Regions from separate parts of the Homo sapiens genome. Here region 1 is linked to region 2. Evidence: chromatin loops called from intact Hi-C (ENCODE). Cell type or tissue: Calu3. All regions are shown on one strand. Links, peaks and the distances in the headings refer to the core of each region. The heading gives the core; the rest is flanking DNA.

Region 1 (11,875 bases), core at 1,316-9,315, 56 kb after region 2:
CAACTTTGAGGAAAAATGCTCATTTGGATAAATAGCTTTCTTAAGCCTAGAGAGAAAAACGATTGAAATTTCAGTAGTGATAATCCCTAGGGTGAAGGATTATTGGTAATTTTTCTTCTTTTTAATAATTTTCTCTGCTTTCTAAATTTTCTATAGTGAGTATGTACTACTTTAACAATCTGAATTTTTGTTTTCAATCTCAGAATATATTATGGAAAACAGCCTTAAAAAAGTGAAAAGGAGTTGGGCATGGTGGCAAGCCCTTGTAGCTCCAGCTACCTGGGAGGCTGAGGCAAGAAGATAGCTTTAGCCCAGAGTTCAAGGCTATTATGTGCTATGATTGCATCTGTGAAGAGCCCAAGACCCCATCTCTAAAAAAGTGAAAAGGCTCTGGAATCAGACAAACTTGGGTTCAAACCTCAGACTACACCCTTTCTACCTGGGTGCCCTTTGATAAGTTACTTAGCAGCTGAAGTCTCATGTTTATCTGGAAAATATAAACAATAGCATGTGCCTTGAGCATCATTTTGCCTGTGAGAGGTGAAATATTTTAAGTGCTTAGCACAGAGTAGGAGCCCAATAAATGGTTAAGTACTCACCTAGTCAAAGAACACAAGGAAGATAAGTGAGGCTTTTCTGATAACACATAGTAAATAAATGTGTTGGTGTTTATAAACTGATGCATCAGACTATTTGTTTATAGAAATACTGAGTTTGTAATAGGTGACTTCCAGAAATTGTCAAACAGTTAAAACTTCAGAGAAAGAGTAAGTAGAAATGGGCTTCTACTCCACTCTCCTTCCCATTACAATTATTTGATTATTAGATTCCTACAGTCTGGCCAGGGCGGTGGCTCACACCTGAAATCCCAGCACTTTGGGAGGCTAAGGCAGGCAGATCACTTGGGGCCAGGAATTCAAGACCAGCCTGGCCAACATGATGAAACCCCATCTCTACTAAAAATACAAAAATTAGCCAGGCGTGGTGGTGTGCACCTGTAGTCCCAACTACTCGGGAGGCTGAGGCAGCAGAATTACTTGAACCCGGGAGGCAGAGGTTGCAGTGAGCCAAGATGGCACCACTGCACTCCAGCCTAGGTAACAGAGTGAGACTCTGTCTAAAAAAATAAATAAATAAAAAGATTCCTACAGTCCAAGAATCTTGGATTCAGCTGTACCTGCCACTTTGCTCACATGTACCTGCTCAAAAATCCTTTGAATGGGACGGAATTTGGGAGAAGGATTAAAGCAGCTCTATTTGAGGATAGAGAAAGAAACCACAGCTATCACAATAAAAATATTTTCCATGTTGTCATTCCTTATGATTAAAGAAAGCAAAATAAATTATGGAATTGTTTAAATGAGGGGTAAGGTACAAGATTATAGATTCCCTGGCTTTTCTTTTTTTATGATAGCTATGTTGATGTTTTCATCCTTTTCCTCTGAAGGTAGTTCAATCAGGTTTATGATAAAATATATATTCTCAACAAAATATGGCTGTTGGGGAGTTGTTGCCCTTGGATATATGTTGCTGTACCTTGACTACAGCAAGAAATATTGATTTAACTGGCTTTAATATCAAGTCGGGTATTTGTTGACACATGGAAATGAAAAATATCAAAACCATGAAAAGCTTAATATATAGGTCAAATCCCATTTCAGCTCACTCCAAGGGACTCTCCAAAGTCTTCTGCTGTATTGAAATTGTGCTCTGCTGATACTTGCCTAAGTTGCTGGATAACAGAGATTTTCATTATAATGGAATTTGCCACACAAATGGATATTAGTATAGATTTTTATGAAGTAAAATTTATTGTATAGAAAGTACAACAGAAAAAAATTCACTGCATCTTCAGTTCTCCCTTCTCTCAACTCTGGAGACACATCTTGCTTCTTACCTAAGGCATGCACATTCTTTCCTTTCAAGACCTGATTTCCCTTTGTTCCTCTCACAGTGCCTGGTGCAGAGGAGACACTCAGGAAATAGCTGATGAGCTCAATGAAAGCTTTGGTACCAAAGCAAAGAAGGGAAATTCAGAATAGTTCCCTGTGTCGAAGGAGAAATAAAATTTAGAAATTGATTCCAAATGAGAATAGCAAGCAGGTTGACCCTCACCACCTGGCATGCTCAGAGAGTCCTGGGACCAGTGGGCCTTGGGTGGGCTCTCTACTGCAAAGCAGTCACAGAGGTTTGTCTAAAATGTCCAGCACTTAGCTCACACACTTACATCCCTCAGGAACTCCACAGAGACATTTCAATCATTAATTGCCTGAAACACCTTCAAGGTCCTACAGTATAGTCCAAGCAAGGGTGGTCAATGAGCAAATCCTGTTGTCTTAAGGGACTAAGATAAAGGGCGATCCACAGTGACTGTATGGGAGGCCATAAAAGCCAAGGAGGTCAGAACATAGCCGCCCAGGATAAGGGAGTCAGTGCAGCCCCAGGGTTGGGATTTACTCTCTTGCAGTCAGACCCAGAAGCAGTTTCTGAGCCCTTCACTACATCACCAGAACTGGGGGGAAGAACCAAGAGAGACCTCCAAAAACCTCTGCACGGATGCTACCCAGTGTCAAAGTTCCCAAATTCCCGTTCCCTTTCCTGTCCCCTCCAGCACTTGCATTACTTTAATAATAAAAGAGTTGCCTATAATTTTCTGTAATGCAATCTTCTGAAATCTTTTTTCTACCTTATAGTCTTTTTCTCTGAGCCTTTCTTATTGAAGAGTAAAATACACATCAAATACCAGTTTTGTTTCTATCTTAGAACAACATAATAGATCTAAATGCCTATTTCTATAAAGGTCTTTACTGTGATCAAAGGAACCACCTATTGAAGTCAAAAGGCCCCCTTCCCTCATTAGAGGAATATGCCCTGGGTGTGAGCATCCAAACTCTGAGAGACTCTAAGCTAGGCACCAGGGGTTTCCAGGGCAGTAAAAGGGCCTGTCCCATTATTACTGGATAAAGTCTAAGCAAAGAGTTAGAAGGGTCTGGTGAGGTTAGCCCCAGGAGTTATATATTTCTACATTTATCTTACAAATATTCCCATACTTCATTTGAAAATATTTTAAATGGTATATTGGCTCATGAGAATATTTAAAATATTCTCATTAAATATTTTAAATGGTATAATGGCTCAAGCCATTATTAATCACCTAGAAACAAATCATAAGCAAACTTTTGGGTGAACCAATGGTTTGCTCAATACATCTGACCCTCCAAATGATCTCTGACTATATAGTAGTCATTATCTCCATTTGAGAGCTGAGGACTCTCAGGGATAGGAAAGCTGTTTGCCCAGGGGTAGACAGCTACCACACAATGGAGCCATGCTGTAAATCCAACCTGCAGATCCCATAGCTAATTCTCTGTTCACAGTTCTAACTATTCACTAGTTGCATAGTAAGTTCAAATTTAACTTGCTAGTACCAACATGCCAAGTTGGTGGTCATGTTCTGTCGAGATTTGAAGCCTTTTTGGCCTTGGGTCCATAAGTGATACTGTTTCTCCCTTGCAAAAACTAAAATGACTGGAGGGAAACCAGAATAATCCTAAGACAAAAATGAGCAAGCTCAAAGGCTATAAAAATTCGAGATCTCAAAAACCAAAGATAGCTTTCTTGACTAGACAACAGTTGGTTATAAACTCTGCAACAAAGTACCTCTCAGATATGAAATATTACTCCTAGAGTTGGGTTTTTTCCCCCATTTTTACTAAGAATTGAAACCCACAAAATGACAAATCAGGATTACCCTATCAAAAGACAACTTCAATTGCTCCTTTGTTCTAAGAAACTGTGTGTTAGGTACTGACTGGCAATACCTGTACCTTGATCTTCACATTAATTATGCATTTTTCCTACAAAATTGGCTGCCACAGTACACACTGTAAGTCAGATTTGAGAGCTGCCAAGAGAAATGTTCCGAATGGCTGACTTTTTAAAGACAACTTGTCAGTTCACCAAATAATTCTTTGAGGGCTTATCCTAGTATACTTTGTCTCTCGTATACCTATACTTATACCTATAGCAATTATTACAGCTCTTTCCTGATGTATCAGCTTACAGCAAAGGCTAAAGAGGTATTTTTTTACATTCAACCCCTGATATACAAGTAATGAAACATACAATTCCTTTGACAGCATCAATTTACTTTGGCTGTTGTTATTGCTTAATTCCTAAACTGACTTATGTGAAATACCCTGATTCCTGGGGAGATAAGTGATTCTGGCTTAGTCCGTACAACTAAAACAAAGAAGAGTTTCATATTATCAACTCAATGAATATTTTCTTCCTTGAGGTTTCCTTTCATCAAATAATCATATCAATGCTTCATTTCCTTTAGTTAACACCTTATTTTAATGAGGCTTGATTCCAAAACATATAAGAATACACACACGCAAGAGGTACTATATTGAGTAAGTCAAGCATTCCAGCCAAGTATCCTATCTTTCATGTGGCACCAAGTGACATTTTGTAGAAGGCACAATGCTAACTATTCATTCTGCAAGCCTCAAAAAGATAGGCATGAACTACATGCCAGAATGGAAAAAGCATAAGCTTTGAAATCTGACGCTGGCTTCAAACACCATCTCTACCACCACTATCTCTCTGTGACCTTGAGCGAATGACTTATCTCCCCTCAGAGCTCTGTCATCTGAAAAATGGGCGTAACAGACTTACCTCAAAGGGGATGTGAAAGTTAAAGAGAATTTTATTGTAAAGAACATAGCATATAACCTGGAACATTAATAGACACTAAAGAACTGTAAGTTTTTTTCTGCCTCTCCATAAAATGCGATTAGTAATTCACTTTGAATTTGTTGTCTATTCACAAAACATAATGTAAACGATATCAGCTGTGGTGTTCTTTGTGATCACAATAAATTAAAAATTGTTTATCCATAGAATAACATTAAAGCACATTCATATACTGAAATTTATGCAGTCATTCTAAATATTTTTCAAATAATATTTTATGACAAGGAAATTTTTACCCTATAATTTAAGTGAAGAAAGCAGAAAAGAAAACCTGCATAATAAAAATAGTTCACATTTGCTGAGCATATGCTATGGTCCAAGAACCATGCTATGTACTTTATCTGCATTATCTTATTAATTTTTACAATAAACTTACTAGGTATATAGTATTATTATCCTCATTTTATAGAAGTAGAAATTAAGGTTTAGAGAGTTTAAGGAATTCATAGTCACTACGTAAGTTGTATAGCCAGAGCTGAAATCTCCAAGTGCCTGATTCCAAAGCTCTTTACCGACTATGTCATGCTGATTCTTCTGTACAAACGTCCTGGGTCCACCAAGAGCTAGTTTAAAACACACAAATATACACATGCACACACACTCACAACCTCACACAAATGCACATCTGAAAGGGAAACACCAAATGCTAACAGTGACAATCTCTGAGAGGTGGAATTTGAGCTGACTTTTAATTTTTTATCCATTTCAGTAGCTTCCAAATTCAAAGAGTATGTATTATTTTTAACATCAGATTTTTTTTCAAAAAAGAAAATGCATGAAAGTACTCTGAAAAATATAGACACAAATACTAGTATTTTTATGAAGCACTCATTTATTCCTTGATATATTATAGATTTGTGTTTCTTAAGAATACTATTCTTTTAAATTATTTTTTCTATCTAGTCCAAGGCAGAGAACATGTTTTTAAAAAAACTATTTTGTACATGAGTACAATAAAATATAGCACAGAAAGCACCATATGTGTTACTTGACAGCTATTTGACATTAATATGAGAGTCAAATAATTTGTGTGGGAAGAAAAATAAACCTCTTTTCAAATAATACAGAATTTTCAGCTTAGTGAAAACACATCCATTAGTGACACAATGCCATCAGAGCTCTCTCTGTCATGGTCACGTTACTGATACTGTCATGGAGCCATCTACACAGGCTGGCACACTGTTAGGACATGCCTCAGCCTGACGACTCTGTCCCAGGAGATGAGAATATCATGATGTGCTGGAGTGACACCTATGGAGTAATTTCCTGTCACCCCACCAATTCTCTTTAAGAGTAATGATTCTGTAAAGAGAATAGAATGATGTATTACATAGCAATTCCTTTGAACCAAACAAGTTCATGAGTTGAAATGATAGGTGAAGTTTGATTTTATTTTACAAAATTATTTTCTCTTAGATACATTAAAAATAAGGTGACTTAGATATGCTTTTTCAAGAAATTTTTCAGAAGAAAAATTAATGCAATCTAAAAATTACTCTCATGAATCTTATTCTTTATCATAGAGTTCTACTGTGTGGCAATAAGTAGACCAATAATGATCTCATTACTAAAGCATTTGACTAAGTCTTTCCCTGACTCTATGCTCTTGGATAACAAAGTAAACAAGTGAAAGACTGTCAAGCTAGTTTAAAAAAAAAATTCACATACTGATGTTAATAATTCTCTTGCAGAATGTCACAGGGCCCTATCTTTGGCCTGTCTTGGTCAACATTTTATCAACGACAAAGTAACATTTCCAAGTGTGCAATTGATAAATAAGTAAGAGTCTAACATCATTAATATATCGAATTTAAAAATTTTAGAATTCAAAGCTGTCTTGATAAAGAGGAAAAATAATTTAACAAAAAGAGACAAAATGTAGAAGGATAAATGTATGTAAAGTCCTCTAAGTAGGCACACATGATTCACTGCTCAAGTAAAGAACAAAGGAGACCTGGCTTTGTAGCAGTTGTTAGGAAAAAAGGCTTGGAAGTTTTCTTTAGCTTCGTATGTGAACAAACAATGTGCTGTTCCTGATTTACATGTGAGGCCCACACAATATTTGACTAGATTAATAAAAGAGTGCCCTGATCAAGGGAGTGAATAGCAGCCTGGTGTTTTCTACTGTTCAGAATACTCAGTCAGGAGTAGGCTGTTGCATTCAAGATGCTTTTTTTTTTTTTTTTTTTTTTTTGAGGTGGGGTCTCGCTCTGTCACCTAGGCTGGAGTGCAGTGGCGCAATCTTGGCTCACTGCAACCTCCACCTTTGGGGTTCAAGCAATTTTCCTGCCTCAGCCTCCTGAGTAGCTGGGATTACAGGCATACGCCACCATGCTCAGCTAATTTTTGTATTTTTAGTAGATACGGGGTTTTGCCATGTTGGCCAGGCTGGTCTCAAACTCCTGACCTCAAGTGATACGCCCACCTCGGCCTTCAAAATGCTGGGATTACAGGCGTGAGCCATAACATCCGGCCAGATGCACTATTTTTAAGATGGCATTGATAGAGTAGTGGGTGCCTAGAGGAATGTTAACAGGATGAGAACTATCAGTTAAGAGAACTAGCACTGCATAACCCTGAAAGGAGAAGACTTCGAGGAGGAGATACAATAGCTATGGTCAAATATTTGAAGAGCGACCACACAGAAGGTGCATATTTATTCTGTGGCATTCAAAGGGCGGATGGAAGACCAACAGGGAAGCTGCAGGGAGGCAGGTTTCAGTGCACCACTGGGGAAGAGGTTTTACAAATATCTGTGTCCACCTGTGCTTGATGGAGTATTGGTCCAATCACAAATAACATGAAGTCCAAATCGAAATGGGCTTAGGGTCCGGAGCACTGCAGACTACTGTCATTAGCATTATTTGGCTTCATAAAATGTTGACCAAACTCCTCGTTCCTGGCTGGTTCAAATGGCAACTGGGATAATGTGGAAAGAATTCCTGCATTTGGTGAGATGTTAGACCACAGTATCCATTTTCCGTTTCCATTGTCTGCTTTCTACACGTGTAATTTCTTATCACTGAGTTTCATGAAGATACTCCTAGTACACACATGTAAGTAATATCTAAATATGCCTCACCTTAATAAATGAGGGGAAAATGTAAATTTAAATGCAATCGAGAAGAGTCCAGAAGGTGAAATTCCACAAAAGTTTTCATATTATAAATTAGTGCTGCCATGGAAACCTTAGTTGATATCATCCACTGCAACCGAAACAGTTCTTGTTCAGGGAGTACCAGAACAATGAATGAGTTCATATATTCAGTGCTACAAACCAGCACTAAATAACATTTTTAATGCCATTATTTCTAATTTTTGAGGACGTAGATTTACATGGTCTCCTTGAGTGTTCATGATTTTGATATGGCACTAAAATTGAGGGTATGGAATTACAGTGGTGTGATCAATTGCATCAAGAGCTGACCAAGTCACTGGAAGCTCAGTACATGTACTGAATCCACCATTCAGATTCCACAGGAGAAATAAACGAGAAAGGAAAAAGACCTGCCAGATCAGGGCATTTGCAATCACAGTGACTGGCATAACATCTTCCCCTTTTCCCTTAAAAAATTACAGGACTGACCACATTCCTACAATAAACACTTGTCGATCAGGGCAGTATGTGAGATCAGACTCTCTGCTGTTTACAGCACTTCAACAAATGGGTTTTCTCAGTTATGTACTGGTAATCACTACAATACGTGAAAGTCAGCCCACACTGAGAACAATATTGCCTCCAATCAAAATCATTCTTACCTTAGCATACTAAAGCTTTTTCCCTCTTGTAAGCAACAAAAGCTACAACAAAAGAACTTCCCAAACACCCACAGCTAAGGAAAAAACTGCTCCAACAAAATAAGTGTGAAAAATCTGTCCCTGGTGTCCAATTCATATATAAATCTTCTTTTTCAGGATATTTTAGTGGCTTTATTTGTAATCTATCAGCAAAGAATAGAAATAAAAGTTTATTTTGATGGCAGTGCACCTGACTATTCAGAGATTCAAAAACCTGCTTTGTTAATTGTTATGCTATCCTGGCAGAGGATGTAAACATGCCTTTTTTCCAAGGCTTCATGCTGTACCTATAATCTCAGATGAATATTTTCACAAATGCAAAGCATAGGGAGAATGGGACTTAGGCAAAATGTGAAGGCAACTTCCTTCTGGTCCTTTGTCACCCTTGGCTGGGTAAAATCTGGGCCCCTTGCCCCAGATTTCATATCCTCTTCCTGATCAGTCTCAGGGAAAGGTCTATAAAATTATTCAACATAAGGAGGGTGAATTGAGATATACTGAGATATGAGGATAAGTTTGACTTACCACCTCCATAGCATTTGCATTTTAGGCCCTGGTGCCAGGCACTTTATATTTTATCTTATTTAGTCACAACAAAATCATAACAGAATTGTAGGCGTTACTCACTTTGCTTCATACATGAGAAAACTGGGGTCCAGAAAGATTAAATAACTTGCTCAAATTCATATAGCCAGCAATGGCATGACTCAAAATCAGGTCTTTCAAGTGCCAAAGCCCGTCCTCTTTTTCTTCTAAATCATACTGGTCATAGGAAACTAAATAGAGTTTTTATAACGTAGGCTTTCACATATTGGAGAGCAAAAAAGAGAAACTTGATATTTGAAGTGCCCTTTTCAGCAGTATGGATTCTGAAACCACAACATAAAGGCGGCCACCTTTCTCATACACACATAAGACCAACCTTCCCACTAGAGACAAAGATATGAATGCACCATAATTTAAGAAAATCAGCCCTATATCTGTCTTCCTTTCTCCTTCCAAGTTGTACAAATGGGACTCAGAGACCAGCGGGACTGCAAACTAGCAAGAATATTTGCTCTCAGGGGTCTGGAGCCAGGGAAAAGCCAAGCTCCAGGCAAATTATTCAATTCTAAATATCTATCAAGTTTCCTGACCCTTGCTGGTAGTTCTCAGTACTAAAGAGGCCTAGAAGGGAGTAGCAGTGGCCCAACCCTAGGGACACTACTGTCCCAAGAAGGCTTGGAGAAACATGACAGGATCCTTAACTAAGACAACTTGGGGTCCCTCCACAAGAACACAAATCCAGGACTTGGGAATGCAGGAGACAAGGTGGAACCCAGTACAAAAGTGAAAACTTGTTTACCCAAGAACAAGACTGAGTTATGGCTACCTGGCTAAACTACCTGGACAAGGCAAACTGCATGGTTGGTCCGCGAAGTCGCTAAGCCTCAGATGAAAGGAAGCTGTATGCCCTCTGGAAAGGGCCTAAACTGGTCCTAGATCCTGCGAATGAGGGAGAAATAATCACATCAAGGTAGTTACCACTCCTCTCAGGCCATTTTCTATAATGTAGGACTTTCAAACTTCTGTTTTTAGCACAAGAACCTTTGCCCCTAACAAAATCTTATACAAAATGCCTACTCATGAAGCAAATAAAAACAGCCGCCCAGGTTGAAACCAAGAGAGGAAGTTCTCAGAATTTAAGAGTCCAACAGACTACAGCAGGCAAACCACCACTAGAGAAGACACTGAGTCACACTGCCTATCAGATTTCACTGGAATCTAATCCCACTGGACTGTTCTCTTTATAGTCACAGTTTCTTCCCATCACCTCTTCCAGGAGGGTTCCCCTTCCTGATCCAACCTGGTAAGATCTGGTTTCCTATCACAGGTTGGCTTTTCCATCGTGAACACATAAAGCTCTGCATATCTCTTTTTTTTTTTTTTTTTTTTTGAGATGGAGTCTCACACTGTCTCCCAGGCTGGAGTGCAGTGGCACGATCTCCCCTCACTGCAAGCTCTGCCTCCCAGGTTCACGCCATTCTCCTGCCTCAGCCTCCCGAGTAGCTGGGACTGCAGGTGCCCACCACCATGCCAGGCTCTTTTTTTTTTTTTTTTTTTTGGATTTTTGGTGAGACGGGGTTTCACCGTGTTAGCCAGAAGCTCTGCATATCTCTTAAGGCAACAGGTGCTATCTTCCAGGTCTTTCTGACAGTCCGTATGCCCTTCCCTCAAAGCCCTTCAGGCCAACTCATCCACAGATTACTGCCCTCAGTGTCTTAAGGCATAACTAACTTCTGTAGAGCCCTTATCAGTGTGGGTCACATCATTTTGTTTGACACATTATGACTGTATGGTGTGCATAATATTCGGACTCCAGATTCGTTGATTCATTAATTTGTTCAGGATCCTACAGCCAGACAGTAGGGGAGTTGGGACTTAGCCCACTAGGAAGAATCAACGGCAGGATGGGGAATCTCAGAGACCTGGCTCTCAGGGTTTCAGCTGGTGCCTCACAAATAGGAGGCTTCCAGGGAATGTGATTCCACTTTCCCTTCCCTTGTTCCTCCTGTCTACCTCAAATCCTTCCTCTACCATACCACGAGAATTCCTGCCTCCCACTTCTGATGATGGCTGGGTGGGCCTGCTGAGACAGATGTGCTTTAATAGTGCTTTCCACACTATGCCCATTGTACATGTAACTCCTGGCTATAGCGTTCAGAAGCTGTCTCTCCAATTCTGAATCTTATCCAAACATTTCATACCTCTGGACTGAAAAAACTGAGCAACTGCTACTTCTCTATGCCAATAGGGCTGACTTAATCATTCAAAAAGCTCGTGGGCTTGGCTCGTACAGGATGCATCTCCTGGGAATGAGATGTTCCCTAACAATGCTGTCCAACAGAACTATAATGTGAGCACACAGGTGATGTTTAATTTTCTAGTAATCACATTTTATTTTATTATTTCTTTATGTCGCATGGTAACGTCCACTAAGTAATCACATTTTTAAAAATAAAAAGAAATATGTGAAATTAATTTTAGTAATATATTTTGTTTAACCTACTATATCAAAACTATTGCTGTTTCAACATGTAACCAATATTACAATTTGTTAAATAAGAAATTTTACATTTTTTTATATAGTCTCAAAGCATGGTGTATTTTACACTTACGCACATCTCAACTTGGACTAGCTGTATTTCCAGTGCCCAACAGCCACATGTAGCTAGTGGCTACAGTACTGAACAGCAGGTCTATCATCTCGCCTCTATTCCCATCCCTCCTATCATTTCTTTCCTTTAGTGGAGATGCTACGGGCAGGGGCAGACAGTGG
Region 2 (11,875 bases), core at 1,610-9,609:
TAGAGAGATAAGGGGAAAGCCAGTTTCCTACAAATTACGTCGTTAAGGAATAATCTTTTCAAAAATATATTATTAATAATAATTAGCACACTTCTGGAGAACTTATAACGTACCAGACACTCTGCTAAGTGCTTGACATACATTTTTTTTCATTTTACCGTCACAACCCTACGAATAGAAATTAAGATTATCCCCATTTTTACATACGTGGAAACTGAAGCACAAAGAGATCTAGTAACTGCTCAAGGTCCCACAGTTAAGTGGCAGGGCCAGGACTCAAACCTAAGGCAGTCCAACTCAGCAAGCCCACGGCCATTGGGCTAACAGCACCTCAAAACCATCATAAACAAGTCACAGGGCTCACTGTCTATGAAATGCAGTAAGAACTCCACCAGGGGAATAAAACCGTTCCACGGGACCTGCCTTCTCAGGCCAGACAGGCCCACAGTATATGCCTTGCGCATTTGCAGGATGCACAAACTGCAGTGCGAAACCACTCCACTCACACAGGAATGGGCATAAATGAACTTGTTTCAAAGAAATGGCTATTTTTGGCTGGGTGAGATGGCTCACTCCTATAATCCCAGCATTTTGGGAGGCCGAGGCGGGTGGATCACCTAAGGTCAGGAGTTCGAGACCAGCCTGATCAGTATGACAAAACCTCGTCTCTACTAAAAATACAAAAATTAGCTGGGCATGATGGCGTGTGTTTGTAGTCCCAGGTACTGGGGAGGGGGATGGGGTGGGGCTGAGACAGGAGAATTGCTTGAACCCGGTAGGTGGGGCGGAAGTTGCAGTGAGCTAAGATCATGTCACTGCACTCCAGCCTGGGTGACAGAGTGACTCCATTCACCACAACCCCGACCCCACCAAAAAACGGCTGTTTTCCTGCAGCTTCCTACCTCAGGTGAAGGTGCAAAGAGTTGCAGTTAGTGGGCCCTCAGCCAACAAATTGTTTCTTGCGAGCTGTGATGCAGCCCAGTGGCTCTGTGACATTCTGGGGTCTAAAGGCATAACTAACTGAATTACTAACTTAATTACTAAGAGTAATTAAAGTGTCTGTGTACCTGACTTTGGTATAGCCTAGACAATGCTATTCAAAAATCCTGCATCACTATGATCACGTAGATCCTAAGACATTTTCTCATGGCTGCCTCAGAGGGGAAGAATCAGCACTGATTTTGTGCGTAGGAAGTCAATTATGCCATGTGATTTGAGAAGCAGCAAAAATCTCTCAGGCAAAACAGCATCCAACAGTATCTCTGAGTATGGCTTCTCAAGAGACATATGCATTTCTACTTAGTTGAAGGCATGCAATATATTACCTCTGGAAGAAGGCGCACTATCACAGACTAATTTATTTCATTCTCCTACTGCCGTCAATTGGCCCTTAGCAGACAGCAGTGCTCTGACAGGATGGGAAACAAGACAGGTACCCTTCGATAGGGAGAGTTGGAAGAACTTCACATCTGTCTATAAAGGGCATCATTCATCCTGACAGGCCACACTGTGGCACGAGGGCCTCAGATCTCCAGGTTGGAGGAAATGAACTCTGTGGTCTCTTTTGGCTCTCAGGTACTACAGGTTTGTACAGGCACTGGGAGTTGATGGAAACACTTATAAAAGGCGTGGGTGCTGTCTCCAATGATGTACAGTAGTAGGCTATTTCTCTGTACAGGTCACTTTTAAACCAGAGACTAACCATCCAGGGCCCTAAGCACAATCAGGGGCACTTGCATGCCAGCTGAAGAGGGAAACAAATGCTCCTTCTTCAAAACTGAGATTTGGTCTAAACTTAGTACTAGGTATGTTTTCTGTGGCCTAACTGTTAAATTGCCTAATTTCTCTTCCGTTTTGTCCCCTCCTCCTTTTCCCTCCATCCTTTGCTACTCCTTATCTGGCATGGTAATGACTCAGGTCTCTTATATTTCAAGTGTTTTTGCTCTTTGTTTCTGTGGTTTAATTTCCATAGTTTAATAAAAGTTCTTGTTCCTTAGAGGAAAGTCGCTTTAATTATTAGGACTGAGAAACATAAACAATGAAACAGGGTGGTGACTGAAATATGAATTTCATATGAATATACTTAGATTGGCATTTTTTGTTTAATTTGGAGAAAAAAACTCAAGGTTGCATTTTCATTCAAAGACATTTCAATGTACTCAACCCACTGTTAGAACAACTTCACTGAAAAGCATTTTAAGGGCAAATGTCAGAAAAAAATTTCACATTTAAAAGCTCTGGCTTGGCCTCTTTTGAAAAGCAGGGTTAGCCTTTGGTTTAGAAATGTCACTGCCTACTAAGTTCTTTGTGGGGGGAAGAAAGAAAATTGAATGTTTTATTTAAACAGGTCATTAACAGTCAATACTTATTTGAAAAGGCCTGCTTTCAGAGGCAGATAAAAGCTTCCAATCACTTAGAATATCACTTGAGCAGATCTAGGGCAAGATGTGCTCATGCAAGTTTGAGACCTTCATGGGAGAACCTCTTCACTCAACAGCCCCGAGTGCTGAGTGCTTGTATGGCAGGCAGAGTCATCTGCGTGGCGCACACTGTTGTATATGCTGCACGTACACGGCAGAGCAGAACACAAAACACACTTTATGGCAGTCCCAGCTTTGAATTTTCCATTTTAGTACTGGCAAATGCTTATGAATGAAGATTAACCATTTTTGCATAAAGTGCCAAACCACCTCCTCACAGCAGCAGAATGCAAATGGGCACAAAAGAGCAAAGGACAGCTAAAATAAATGCAGCGGATCTGAGGCAGTGCAAGCACAGGGGGAGGAGGACGCACGGCAGGCTTTATTAGCATTCACCTACGGCATGGTTTTTCTATTTAATTTGAAATTATTTCATTTCATAGGTCTCTGCTGGCTTGAGAATATAAATAAATGCCTTTTTCTAAAAGTGACCCAATGCTGGCTCCTATAAGGATCTGCTTCTGATTGCTGGGCTTTAAAGCAAACATGTGTTTCCATAGAGATGTGGGTGACCCGGACCTGGTGCAAGTACCCACTTGTATCAGCAACTCAATTATACTCGGTTCTTTCAAGATGCGATGATGTAAGCTCAAGTCTTTAAAATATGCCCATCCTCAGAGACATCTCAGGAAAGGTGAAGTGGCCAACGTTATGTGAAGCAGAGAAGAGGTTCAGCAGAATAAATGTCACCCTCTCCAAGCATACTGTAATTGGTTCTCTCCCTGCAGATCACACTGCTTTCCTCCCCCATCCCCCCCACCACCCGCTGGCAAATCCCAAATCCCAGAGGGGTTTGGACAAAAGATCAAACATAGTTCTTTATACTCCAGAGCCCCAAGTACTTTACCACAAACTCCCCAATGTTGAAAAAGAAATATGTGTTCCCTTTCTTCCTTTCCTTCCCCCATCTCTTTAGCTATGGGCAATTCCTACAGAAAGGGCAATGTTTTTTCTTATAATTTGACAAACATTCATTAAACACCGACAATGCACCAGGGTCTGTGGGGAATGCTGGCAGTGGTTAAAGCTACACTTACTGAACTCTTACCGTATACCCAGCAATGCTCTAAGCACGTTCCATGTATTAACTCCTTTTGTTCTCAGAATTGCCCTAAGCAGTGTGTACTTCTATTTTCGTTATCACCATTTTATAGAAAAATAAACATGAGCACAGAGAGGTAAGCTACTCACTAAGTCACAAAGTTATTCAGTACCTGGTTGAGCTAAGATTCGAACTTATATCTCCTGGCTCCAGAGCTCTTGGCCCCAAAGGAGCTTAAAGATCAATGATGAAGACAGATATGTACACAAAAACAAAGGAGAACGCCAGGCAAGGAAGTGGGGAAGGAAATGAGATTAAGAACTGGAAGAATTAGAGTTGGAATTCAGCTGGCTCAAGGTTTTGGGCACAGCAACACTGGGGCTGTGGTCTGTCCAGCTCAAAAGTCCCATCCCAGAGAGTCAGGCGCAAAGGTATTAGAGGCACGCTTGCTGTTAGCGGGGCTGGGGATGGGGCTGTATGCTTTTTAAACTTTTAATGGGATCTTTATAAGGACAACACTGCATATTCACGTCCAAAGAAAACATGGATTGTGGTTCTGCAATATAACTCTGAACCAGCAAAAAGAACCCCTAACTAAACCTGGCAAACAAAAGCTCTGTGTTTATAGCTAACTCTGGGAAGCTGGCTCGGTTGTCATGGAATAAAAATGTGGAAAAGGAACCCATCATCTCTTCACAGCACATTCTGGTTTCAAAAATCTCTGTTCCAACAAACTCACAGTATCCTAGTTCATTGAGTCAGAACACTCCTAGTAAACATTTAATAATTTTCTCAAAGTGGCAGAGAAAGTCAGTTTTCTTCCTAGTTCCTTGAAATGTCACTGGCACTGGCGGAACAAAAACAGTATATGATGTACTGCCTTAAACGCACTGGCACTTGGTGGGAAAGAAATACTGGGGAGTGAAGGCAGGGCTTGGACTTCCAGTTGGAGAGTACCCCCAGGCAGCCAGCCCCCTTTCCCACCCCATTACTGTTCTTCCTATGGCTTCCCAGCAAATGCAACCTCAACTCACTTTTTAAGGTTTCCTCGTGCTCCAAATCAGGGCTCTCAGTCCAGTTTCCAGCGACTGGCTTTCTCAGGAGGCACATAAGCTCTGTTCCCCCACTGGCCACCTTTATCAACTTGCTTTTACTGTGACCAGTAAGTCATCTCAATAGTGACGAATGTGGAGCCAGAAACCAGGGTAGTAGCAGGATCTTGGGCGTGGCTGAGTAATCAGCAGGGGGTTGGTGGCCTTGGTCACCTGAGCAACAGAAAGACTCACCTTCAGAGAGACTACTTGTTCCCTTTTTGTGAAACTGCCCAGTGTTTTTGCCTTCAGGGTCCTGTTAGTGAATGCCAGCTCTTCATCCTTCTTATCTTAGGGAAGGTATAGCTCTAAGACTGAACTTGCAACCTTTACACTCACTGCCCCTGAGGCTGAGAAGGTATAGGCTGGGACTGTAGTCATCATTCCAAAGGTCAGTTTCTGGGCATGATTGTCTGCTAAGGGCTTCTTATCTTCCAGGCGACACCAGGACAGGCATATCAATCAATTAGTACACATTCTTACACTGCACCCTGAAACCAGTTCCTGGTTCTACACCTAATTGAAAACATCTGTTAGCTAATTTTGCATTAAATGGAAAATGTAAAAACCATGTCTAGGGGTATACATTTTATTAAGGGGCATGTGCTCACACAAGGAAGTGAAGTTCTTGCCTGATCTTTATTCAGTTTAACGGCAAAAAGCCAGGGTGAGAAGCATGTGATAGAGTACATTTGGGGCAGAGTGGAGAGGGTTTTCTTACCTGTCAGACCTGCTCCATCTACACACACATTAGTCCTATATATGTTACCTGTTCACTGGTTTGAGTTTTAGAAATCTAACACATACATTCTACATGTTCTTAGAAAGGCTCACTTCCCTCTCAGATCAGGCCCCACCATCAGAGCCCATCTAGCTGACCACACACAAGCAGTTGGCCTAGAAAGCTGCTACCACCAGCCCTGTGCCTCTGTCACCAAGCACAGGATCTTGGGCCCTTAAGTAATCTCGCAGAGTAAACACTGCCTATTTTCTGCAATACAGATTCTTCCTTATGTTCTTATGACCGAAAACAAGCAATTACGATTCACCAAGATTGAATCCCAGCTCTACCTCTTACTAGTTTTGGGATTTGGGCAAGTACTTTGATCTAGGCCGTGTTTCCTCATCAGTAAAATAGGGATAATAATAGTAACTACGGCATAGCGTGGTAAGAAGGATGAAATGAGTTCATGTTTGTAAAGTGATTACAACAGTGCCTGGCACACAGCAAGTGCTATAAAAGTGCTATAAAAGAATATAAATAGATGCTCTCATAGCTCATGTGGTAGCTTTCCCACTGTCCTCATTTTACAGGTGAGAATCTAAGGATTATGAGGTTACCAACATGCATCCAGCCAGTAACGGAGCCGGCCCTTGAAACCTGACCTTCTGACCACAAGTTGTCCTGGTGTGGCTACACCCGTCCCTTTTCCAACTCATACTGTCACCTGATGGGAGAGGTGGGGTGACTCCAGAGAGGAGAGGGTGGCGGCCCGAAGCTAGGGGCCTGACTGCAGCCCTGCTAAGGAAATACGAACTCTCAGGGCTCTGTCTGTGTCCACAGGGTCATTTGTGTTCCATGCTTTTAAAACAGCTGCACTGGCAGAAGCAAATCCATTACTACAATACCACTTCTGCATAGAATGGATCGGAAACCAATGTCAGGTCACGATTTCCTGCCTTGTAGCTATCAGATGTGCTCAGTGCTTTCGTGACCAAATTCACAGCTTAAGGTACTTGTCTTCAAAGGACAACAAACAGTCATAACATAGAAAGAGCAAAGTTCAAATAAAGCCTTGGAGCTAATAAGGGAACAATCTAAAAATTACTAAACCTCTTTCCATACATGATTTCAGGTAATTGTATCAACATGAATAAAAGAAAGAATTCATATGATTTTAATTCCCTTTAGTTTATTCTAATGCAGTCACAGATAATAAAAACTCATTTTGATCATTTATTATATGCTCAGGATTCTAGGGGGTCATATTTACTATCTTAGTGAACTTTCCATTTCCAGCTGTAATACAAAATAGAAATTTGTCACCTGAAATATGCTGTAATGGGAAATTAATAAATAGTTTTAAAGTGCTTCAAATATACATGACTTTAACAGATTTAATACGTTACAAAAAGAATTCCTTCCTTTTAAAAAGACTGCTTCTGATAAATTCCACTTTGCCTTTCTCTCTTCCAAAGTTCCAAATACAATGCCTTTGACAAGCTAAGTGTTCAATGAAGACACATGGAAAGAAAGGAATAAATGTCCTCTCATTTTATTCTTCCTGTCTTGCTTGCAATGAATTTTTAATAATTTTTTCTCCAGTTTTTAACCCCTCATACTAAGTTATCACTTTAAATGCCACCCTTTTAAAACCAGCACTGTCAGGCTGGGCACAGTCACTCATGCCTGTAATCCCAGCACTTTGGGAGGCTGAGGTGGGAGGATCCTTCGAGTCCAGGAGTTCGAGAGCAGCCTGGGCAACACGGTGAAACCCTGTCTCTACTAAAAGTACTAAAATTAGCCAGGTGTGGTTGCATGTGCCTGTAGTCCCAGCTACTAGGGAAGCTGAAGTGGGAGGATCACTTGAGCCCGGGAGGTGGAGGCTGCAGTGAGCTGTGATCATGCCACTGGCACTCCAGCCTGGATGACAGAGTAAGACCCTATCTCAAAAAACAGAAAACCCAGCATTGTCCAATATTGTTCTAGCCACATCATTTCACACACCTTCCAATCCACTCTGCTCTTCCTCCCAGCATACCTCCAACCTTGCAATATCTTTTAGCCATTATCAGAGTCAAGGTCTAATCATAAGCACCCAAACCTTCTATATCATCCTTATTGGGCCTCATGTATCCCCTCTTTAACCTGGTAACTTGCCTACCATCTTTTACTGATTTTATTTCTTCTTACTGTAGAGCCTTATACCCAGGATAAAGTCACTAGACTATAGCTCTCTAGTTCCTCTCGATCAAAGCCTACACTTTTGTCCAAAAAAGAAAGACTGAAGTTAACCTTTTCTATGGAGTATGAAAAAAAAATTCATTTTCACCCAATGCTAAACACATTTAACCATTAGCCTCACTCCTATATACCCACGTAACTCCAGCACAGAGAGGGATTTTCATTGCTGTTGGCACCTACATGCACTTTACGGACGCTTCATAAACCACCTCATGGCCTGCCTTGGCCACACTCTTAGTTTGTAGCATAAAAGGATGGAGTGCAGACACACATCCTCTCTACTTTGCACGGAGCTCTAGCCTGCCCTATGGCTCAACTCACACTGGGGGAAGTTCAGAAAGTACCAGATGCTTCCAATGGTGTACAAGCATTAGCAATACATAGTTTAATCTCTTCCAAATCATTTTTCTAAAGATTGAATGAAACAAAACTTTTTTAGTACAGTGGCTCAAATAATGCACAGGCCTCTCAGCTAAATATAATACCATATATTATTTCCCTTTGGAAGACTTTCATAGTTATTCAATCTACCTAACACCAATTTTGAGGTGTAAATATATTAGGTTTTGATTACTTGTTTGGTGAAATAGGTCCATCTCTCACAGCTTTGGTTCCATTTATACCCATTCTTGGCCGATTCGTAGAGACAAATAATTAGGAATGTCTGTTTTATCTTACTAATGCTAACAATTTCATTATCTAACTGTGGAACATGTCCTTTGAGTGTGCTCCTCCTGGGCCAGACACTACATGTAGAGGGTGCCTGTGTGTGTGTGTCCCTGTGACAACTGAGACCCAATGCCTATTCTTGGTGGGGGTGTATATTGCCATGCACAGGGGGATCAAAACCAAGAGAAATAAGAATGTAACAAAATGGTCAACAAATCATTCTGAAATGACTACAACCATGTACATAAAGTGGCTTCTGGAGGGATGAGATGGCTTTAGTTTAGGTGAGCTTAATCAAAGAGGGCTTCAGAGAGGGAGTGCTCTTTTGCACTACTTTGAGGCAATACTGGCAATGATCGGAATGGCACTGCAGGTATGAGGAAGAGCGAAAGTGAAACTTCGCTTGCAGAAACAGTGACTAATGTGTAAAGCCAGAAATAAAACCTACCTGCTTAGCACACAAAAGTCAGTTAATAAATATTTACTGGGAGGCCACGATTTGTCTCTGCTAGATGCAATGTATTTAGTTAATTATGATGCAGTATAAATTTAAGATTGGCTCCTGCAGGGAGATAAGATTAGCAGGCAGTAAGCAATGAGATGACATCAGAAGGCAGTATTTGAGAAGGTGTCTATATGGTGTGGTTTACATTTGTTCTGTTCGTAATGCAGCTAGAGGTAATATCCTTGTTTCATTTTTCTTTTAGTAAATGGGAAAGTTCCTTCTCATCCTATCCCAGCCCAATTCTCCCTCCCACCCCACTGTCATTTTTGGTTACATGGTTCTGAATCTAGACCTTATGCATTTTCTCTATTATTCTTGAAATACTGAATTGAAAACAGGATCTTTTAAAATAACTTCAAATTGGTGCAAGCTGACTTTCAGTACTTTCAGTTTTGTAAAAATATATGCTTTAATCTAACAAATATTAAAGGACTCCAAAAAAATAAAATTATATAGGCGAGTTACACTTACCTCTAGGAAAGTAACTCATAAATTATATTTAAGATTCCTTTTGGTTTTATTTTTACCTGATTTTACATCCTGTGAGATGACTAACACCAAATATTACATAATTTACCAAACTCAGTCTGGAAAAAGAGATAACCAGACACTGAAAAGACACTCTTGTTTGTTTTACTAAATGCTTCTCTTAAAAATGCGAGGAGGTATTAGAAAAGAAAAATGTCTTCAAAACTTAATCTACATTTGTATCTATTTCTGAATGGCTACCAGCCAGTCTTTAAGTCTTGGTTTCATTTTTTGTTCCAAGCTTTCGAATGATACTTGACTAGACAGAATGCGACCCCTCTAGATGTTTCATACAGAACATAGGGTAAGGATGGAGGAAAGACTCTAATGGTCACAGTATTAGTCAGTTTTGTTCTTTTTTTTTTTTTTTTTTTTTTGTTAAGGCAGTCAAATTTAGCACAGGGGGATTATATGCCAACTTTAGTGACACTAATGTTAATAAGTTCTGGTAACCCACTACCATCAGACCAACGTAGTTAGTTTTTGAAGAATCCTAAAGCCATGCTGTATGGTGGGGAAAAATTAATTTAGCTTATGACAAAGCATTATCCTTCAAGCCTCTGAATAATCAGCCTCTTGCTTTACAAACACTTCTTGTGTCTGACAGCTCTGCCATGCCTTTAGCAATAGCTATCATTTACTGACCACAGTCATTCATTCATTCAGTATTCATTTTAGCACTTAGTGGGCACCTGCTCTGTGCCAGGTACCATCCTAGGTGCTGGGGATACAGCAGTGAACAAACCAAACAAAACCCTCTTTAGGCACCACACTGGATGATTCTATTTCACTGAGACCTCACAATGTATCTGCATGTAGGTATTATTATCTCCATTTTAGAGATGAGGGAACTAAGGCTTATATGTTAAGGCCCAGGTCCCAGAGCTAGTCAACAGCAAGGCTGGGACTGAAACCTCTCAAACTAACTCCGAAGCTGGTCCTCATTCCACTAGTCTGGTGCCATTGTTTTGGTTCAATACAAATTAAGGGAATATGTAGCTTAAAAATTATTTAGAGGGTTCATTCCAGTTGCAACATCTTAGTATTCACAAAAATTAGAATCGTAGATGTAAAGCTGGCTTGGCAAAAATGCCAAAGGGGGAAGGAAAATTATCAATGGGAGGAACAACATTTTCTCAGTGCGTTAAATTTTGCTCCCCACTTCCCAGTGAGGACAAACCACCATGGAATACCCTTTCCTGGGCCACATTCTTTCTTATCCATTCCTTAACTTACTATCTCCTTATGTTCCTTTCCCTTTATTCCTGTTACATTTGGTGTCATTAAAGGGCAGGTGAAGCTGTCCTGGGAGGTAGTGAGACTCCTGTCACAGAATCTGTTCAAGCAGAAGCTGGCTGGCCATTGAATGAGGATAATGGAGAGGGAATTCACTTACAGTTCGGGAAGATGGGGGACCTCTGCCTTATAACTCCAGAATTCCAAAGGGAGAAACAATGTTGTTTTTGCAGTCTTTTCCCGAGTTTCCCATGAGGCAACTAGAGTGGTCTCATTCTGTCTTAGTCATGTGTTGTCTGAAAGCTTGAAGCAAAAATTGAAGCCAAGTCAAGTCCAGCTGATACCTACAAGGCACACTCTCAGAAGTCAATTATTTCCTTTGGGTTTTTATGCCTGGGAGTCTGAGATGGTGATGGAAAGAGCCTTTCTTCCTGCAGGCAGGGCCAGAAATGCCTCAAATCTACGGCTTTGTTAGAAAACACGGTATGACTTACCGTTCAAAGCAAAATCTAAAGAAGCTGTTCGATGACACAAATATCTTCTAACAGATTTTGCATGTTTGGGTTGGTTTGTAACTCAACCCAACCTTCATGAGAAGCATCTCCTGGTCCTAATGTACCCACAATCTGCAAGTTGGTGAAGCTTCAACACTGAACTCAACATCCAGTAACTGTTTACTCTTCTGGAGTCCTGGGACTCTATGTATAAGGGAATTTATCCATTCCCAAATTAATTTGTAGATAAGACATTTTGTCTTGGCAGATCTTGAGAACTTTATTCTTGAGAGTGCACTTATTCCTCATTTGACATAGTCTGGAGTCTTCTCACCCTGAGATACATACTCCTGAGCTGTAAGTTAATCCCGCAGTCAATATCCTCATTAAATAGCCATCCAGACCTTGCTCAAACATATTCTACAATGGGGATCCATGCATCCTAAAAGAGCTTTTTCTGTACAAGTCTACTTGTGACTAAACCCTTAGCTAAGACGGAGGCAACTGCCTTCCATGAATGTGCTAGCTCTGCCTTCAGACACTCCTTAAACCTGGTCACTCTTCCAAAATTCTCAGATTCATCTTACGTATGCTTTCCTCTATCCTAGTACAGACTTGTTCATAGAATCAAAGGATGTCAGAGTTGGAAAGAACTTTATATAATACATTCCTAAATTAATTTGTGGATAAGACATTTTGTCTTGTCAGAACTTGAGAACTTTATTCTTCCCACCCTGAGATACATATATACATGTATATACTCAGTGGTTTTATTCATTTTTAAATGCAGCCTAAGATTGCATTTTCTTGATAATCACATCACGGTATACACTGATCATAATGAGCCGACAATCAATTAAAACCC

The links. A loop is a pair of places that touch in the nucleus more often than their neighbours do. Peaks named below come from ENCODE experiments on the same cell type or tissue, not always from the same donor. Only the 100,000 strongest peaks of a DNase experiment are listed, where the experiment ranks them.
Region 1: it touches region 2 in a loop (3-fold over the local background); 7 of 110 quality-filtered maps call a loop at or near these places.

The regions. Positions count from the first base shown.
Region 1 is chr2:200,314,642-200,326,516 of GRCh38, reverse strand. All of the region lies in intron 1 of SPATS2L (spermatogenesis associated serine rich 2 like), which reads right to left. Among named protein-coding and RNA genes, the nearest start is that of SPATS2L, 14 kb to the right of the region's middle. RefSeq lists a silencer at 4,357-4,651. In Calu3, for the core only: no CTCF peak of the experiment used is centred there; no DNase peak of the experiment used is centred there.
Region 2 is chr2:200,371,053-200,382,927 of GRCh38, reverse strand. All of the region lies in intron 2 of SPATS2L (spermatogenesis associated serine rich 2 like), which reads right to left. It also overlaps the pseudogene RNY4P34. Among named protein-coding and RNA genes, the nearest start is that of SPATS2L, 70 kb to the right of the region's middle. RefSeq lists enhancers at 3,751-4,277, 8,751-8,800. In Calu3, for the core only: no CTCF peak of the experiment used is centred there; DNase peaks (open chromatin) are centred at 4,747, 6,069 and 8,641.